2 separate regions of the Homo sapiens genome follow, and region 1 is linked to region 2. A link is a loop called in an ENCODE intact Hi-C map of the cell type or tissue named here. Cell type or tissue: Panc1. All regions are shown on one strand. Links, peaks and the distances in the headings refer to the core of each region. The heading gives the core; the rest is flanking DNA.

Evidence for each region. Peaks named below come from ENCODE experiments on the same cell type or tissue, not always from the same donor. Only the 100,000 strongest peaks of a DNase experiment are listed, where the experiment ranks them.
Region 1: it touches region 2 in a loop (7-fold over the local background); 62 of 110 quality-filtered maps call a loop at or near these places.

Annotation. Positions count from the first base shown.
Region 1 is chr6:50,126,865-50,129,797 of GRCh38, forward strand. No RefSeq gene overlaps it. Among named protein-coding and RNA genes, the nearest start is that of DEFB112, 78 kb to the left of the region's middle. In Panc1, for the core only: no CTCF peak of the experiment used is centred there; a DNase peak (open chromatin) is centred at 1,778.
Region 2 is chr6:50,600,511-50,603,443 of GRCh38, forward strand. No RefSeq gene overlaps it. Among named protein-coding and RNA genes, the nearest start is that of TFAP2D, 110 kb to the right of the region's middle. In Panc1, for the core only: CTCF peaks have their summits at 1,879 (motif pointing left) and 2,088; a DNase peak (open chromatin) is centred at 1,881.

The DNA.
Region 1 (2,933 bases), core at 295-2,794, 470 kb before region 2:
TATAAAATATAACAATCAATTATTTCATTGCTGAAACTTATTCAGGTTAATGTGCCTAGAGGTTTAATTACTATAATCTGAACCTCTACTTCTAGACAACTCAGGATGATTTTCAGCTGCAAGTATTACAAAACCCAGTGACTAATGACTTAAATTTTTGTTTCTTCTTTCACATAACAGGAAATCTGGAATAAGTGTCTGCTGGATTTAATTCAGTAGTTAATTGTATCAGGACTGGAATTTTCTAAAATTATCTTGGTCATTCTGTAACAGATTTGAGACAGCTGCTAAAGCTATGGGCATCAAGTTCATGTTCAAGGGAAGAAGAAGAGAGGAAAGGAAAGATAGAGCCAGTAATTCATTCAGTCCTTTATAGAATAACCCAATGCTTTCCAAGAAGCACTTGGGGTTCCTGGCATGCTTCTGTAAGAAAGGTGAGCAAATGAGAATGAGGCCGGTAATATATTGGGTTAACTAACAGCATTTGCCACAAACTCTCTTATGAATATGCTGTGTATCTCACCTTCCTGGATCATAAATTAGGCATAAGACTAACAACAAATTATGCAAGAGGAGGCTGAGGTTGTGTTTAGCATAAAAATAAAAGAGAATCCCATTTATTATCTACAAAACTTGAGGAAGTAAATATTAGATAAATGAAATATAACGTAATACTCAGTTAAACAGGGAATGGGAGTACAAGTAAACATTTGTTGAGCATATATTATGTGCAAAGAAAAGAAAAGGAAGTCTAGTGTTTATTATTAGCCTCTTTTATTTTGGTCTTAATGCAATTCATGCCCCATGAAGCAGTGAAATATCACAGAAGAGCAGTCAAATAATTTTCTGCTCATGCTCATGGAAAGTATTGAGCTGTTTCTATGCATAATGGGAAAAGGAGAGTTATTTTAGAGAACAGTTTGAAGTGTTCAGGAAACAAAATCCTAAGTCATTTAAATTTGAGCTTTAGATGCCTTTCATAGAGAAGTAGTTACCCTTTGAACAAATATTAATTGCATTAACAAACTTTGAATGCTTACATTGTAAGTATATATTTGTAACTAGTTAAATAAGTTTTGTAAAATATTTCCTTTTAAAGTTATTTTAGAAATACCAAGACTGTAGAATGAATTTGTGACAATTTTGACAAAGGCTACGCTGAAGTTTATATTTGTATTACTTTGCCATATTATTAAAAATAAGTGCTTGTATAAGTTTAAACCTCATGAAGAAACTAATAATTCTTAGTCACCTTAATTGCCTAGATCAGCATATAGAAGAGTGACTGTAAATAATTACAGAATTTCCAGACATTTATTATACTTTCTTCTATGTTAGTGCATCTTGATAACTATATAGAAGAATCTATTATTTAAAAATAAAATTAAAAATTAAATTCAAATATTTTATTAATTCACAGATATCATTTCCTTAAATTCTAATTAAATAAGACAAAATTTCACTATAGTAGATTAATTTGACAAGTTTCTTATTTTAGATGAATAATTATGATAAAGATGCAATTTTGTGCCTCTAGAGTGAATAGTCCTATTCTTCATTAAAGGAGAAATTAACCTTTTTCTACACTAAAAGGGCTATAAGAATTTTAATAACTTACTTTTGATGTTTTAAAAAGTAATATTTTCTCTTTTGCTCGCATTTAAAATGTCTGATATTAGCCTATGTATAAATAAAGGCTTATTATTTGCAGCCAAAATTTAAATTTTTATTTTATAGTTTTAGATAAAACACTAGGTGGCACTGTTGTCACAATGAAAAACTGCATTCATCTACTTCATACTCGAAATAACCTTCTTTTAAAGCTCTTAAGACTTCACAATTGCTTTCACTTTTCCAGTTTGATTAAAATATATATGTAATAAACATAAAATAGAGAAATTAAAATTCATTGTCAACATCTGCTATTCATTAAGAGGTGTGAAACATGATAACTTTTTCAGAAAGTGTTCTCTAAATTCTACAGTTTAAAAAATTTTTTGCATAAAGAGGTAGCTATTATAAACAAATATTCTATTTTCTTTGTTCAAAATCTTTTTCTTTATTTAATGTAGCAATATTATATTAAAATAGTTTTAAAAATTCTTTCTGAAAAAGACTTCCTGAAGTTTAATGGGATGCTTAACAATCAAAGATAAAATATTTTTTAATAATTAAATGAATAATTCTAGAAAATATTCTTATTCTTCAGTCAAAGTAAAGAGATAAAATGAGTAGATCTCAAAAATATCAGTTCATATGTTTGTGTGTTTGTGTGGAAGCAGGAAAATACTGATACAAGAAAAAGGAGAAAAAGTATCAGTGAAAGGAAAAGTAGTTAATCTTAAAAAGAGTTTGGAAAGTGTCAGGTAAAAGTTTGAGAAAGAGAAGTGGAGATAGAATGCGATTCTTACAGAACCAATAGGCTACTTTCCATGAGGTCTACCAAATATCAAAGTGGAGATATGCTTCTCTCTGCTTAATCTGAGTTTAGGTTATGTATGCGGGGAGGTGAAGAGGAAGGTTTGCTAAATGCTCCCAACACTCATAACACCTGCTGATAGGAGTCAATATATTTCAGCCTTTTGCCCAAAGCTGCAGTTTAGTTTGGTGGGAATCAATACAGATCCTGAGCTGATGTGCCTGTATTTGAATTCCAGCACACTGGGCAATTTATGAAATTTCTACATCTTGATTTTCTTATCTAGCAATTAGGGTAATGATATTCTTTTGAGTTGATTTGGGAACAATGTTAGAAAATTCATATAATGCACAAAGCCTGATACATTGATAGGCTTTAATTGGAGTGGTGGTGGTGGTTGTACAGGTTGTGAGTATTAACACAGTTCTGGAAATGTAGAGGTGGTGACATTTCCCAGCTGACATGCTGCCTGCAGACATCAGCAGTTTGATCCAAAAGGCTGTATATTTTGTAG
Region 2 (2,933 bases), core at 342-2,841:
ACAAACCTGAGGTCACAGAACAGGAAAACAGAGGAGGGAAAACCTTGTAATTCAGCACCAGTGAGCTGAGTACCCTAAATAACCATTTAAAGCAGTTGCGGTCTGTCCACATAAACTACAGTGTTTTGCATAATAGGGGTATCAGCTCTTACTTTACTATTGGAATTAGTAAAAACAGAATGAAGAAGTTGATTAAAGATATGAGAAAAGTTTTCTTGTGGTATAAGTGAACATAAAAAGTTCCGTCACCTACCACCAAGGCATCAATTAAAGGTGACCATATTTTGAAAGGGATTTCATAAACTCTGAAGTGCTATGCTAATGGTTGTTAGGCCTGGGACATTTCATCACCTTCTATCTACTCACAAAACCTTTTTTTTTAATTTCCCAAATCAAACAAGGAAATGATCCATTCTATAAATTGAGTTAAAAAAAAAAAAAAGAATCTGAGGAGAGGAGAACAGAGATACCAGTTTCAATTGTGGCCCAGCTCACAACTCGTGTGTGACCTTAGGCAGTCATTTAACTCTTCTAGGCCTCAGGTTCCATTTGTTTGAGGCATTTGTGCTAAATAATTTCCCAGAACATATTCCAGATCGAATGTTCTAATGACTCTGATATATAGCACATGGTGGTTATTCTCCTTAGAGCTATTTTTAGTGACAATGAAATTTTGATGGCTAGGGGAACTTACACATAATTTTCTAAAACATTCTTCTGACATTTGTAGAAAATACTGGCAGTCTACCAAAAGGCATAAGAAATACCAATCCATAACATTTTAGTATGTCAGGATAGAAAGAATCTTCAAGCAAGGAGTAGCCAGTTTCCTCCAGAAGAGCTGTGTTAGGTGATGTCAGAAAAAGATGGGATAGAAATACTAAGAAAGGTAGCACAACATAAAAATCTAAACAACCTATATACTTCAAGATACAAAGAATGACTTTGAATGAACGGTAATTCAAAATTCTTGCTAACATTTATTGAATACACATATTCCACCAGGTGTTATGATAAGGATTTAGGACAGATGATTTTATTTAATCTGATATAACATGACATTTTACAACATTTGACAATTAAAGTTTTTGTGAACGTGATGTATTAGGAAGTGGAGAAGTTTAGGAAGAGAGACTGGCTGGAGCTCTTTGTGGGCAGGCCTTTCCTCGCTGATGCCAAAGCTCACGGTAGATTCTCAAGATGCCACTCACACATCAAAGGGTCCCCCTGTCTTGCTAACATTGTTAGTCACTAACTAAGGAAGTTTCATAAATGAATATGACTTAAGAGAAATAACAGTAATAAAACACAGCATCAAATTAATGGTTATATGAAGGTTTATAATGCTTGGCAAATTTTTGGCACTTAATAAAGATTAAGTGCCAGATGACATATTTTTCTATTAACTTAAATTTTTCTTTTTTTTTTTCTGTGATCAAACAACAGAAGCTAAGACCATGCCTGTGCCTCAGGTAAATTCAATTTGACAACTGAAGAATCATTCTGGTCATTTAGTCGCATATGTAATGATAAGAGTCCCTAAAGAAAAGTCACATGGGCCAAACATCTCTTCTTTAAGACTTCAGCTTTCAGTAGTTATAATACAAACATACATAAAATTCTGTCTATATTTAACCAGGAATTTATGTTAAGTTGATATTTAACTGCAGCACATTAACATTAAATTTTTAAAAAAGTAAACAGAAGTATTTTAAAGACCTGAAAATTCTTTCCATGTGGCATATCCACTGTTTTTCTAAAACCTCCTCAAAATATTCCTGTCCAGGTATTAGAGAAGGGAGTCATATTCACCTCTAAGAGAAAAGAATGAAAAAGTTTAAAATCTTGCTTCTTGTTTTACTAGTGCCCCCTCTAGTGGAATTTTTTCAGTACTGCATACAAAAAAGGAGGTGGAGGGGTTTATGACACCAAGCACATATTTTGTTTGCTTTTTTACATTTCCTTTTTAGAAACATTCTAAACAAAATGATGTGAAATAAACAAACATAATAGTGCATAATAGATGTACAATAGTTTTATCAGCAATTGTAATTAAACAAGGGAGTGATAAAAATCTGGTATATTCAGAACGAGAAACGTTTTGAGAGGCAATGTGGCAGACAGACATGAAAACATATTTTGCCAGAATTCAATGTCATTCATTTTGTGACTTGACTTTTCTCCCTCTATCAAACTATTTGGCCATTAGCCTAAAACTTTGCTAAGTTTCGTCTCATAAAATTTAAAACTTGTCTTTCTTCCCTCTACTGTTTGCCATTGTTCTTTTTTTATAACATCGTTAGGTGGATAATACCCTTCGTCTCTAACTTTTGCAATTCTTTTTGTCTGTAAACTACATCGATGCCTCAGAACCCAGACACTTAAGCTAATTCTGTTTACAATTACAGAGTAGTATTTTTCTAATCATTTTCTAGCATCATTTTTTCCCTCCCACACAATTTCTATGTTTGTGCTACTAAGAAAAAAAGAAGAAAAACTACCCCGACCCCCAAATAACCATCCTCGACACTGCCTCATAGGATTCTTCCTAGAGAAGTCTTGAGCTTGGTAGATGCATCTTGTTCTACAGGGATCTCTGTCAACTTCTCTTTTTATGCATTAAATGTGCTTCCCTGGTGATAGCCTAAGGGTGCTTTCACTAAACAATTAATGTAAGGCATCTCCTGGGAACCTAATGGGTATTTAGGAATAAGTTCACTTCCAGTGAATTGTATAATGTGATATTTTGACAATGCATATAGAGAAGTTGCAGAAGGGTGAACTTTTCTCGAAAAAGGTAATAAACTACCCAAGCTTCTTATCCTTTTGTTATTGTTTGGGGATGGAGGAGAACCAAGATGTAATTTAGGGTATTGTTGTATGTGCCTGCTTTTGCCATTTTGGCATAATACCACACTACTGTTCACTCTGAC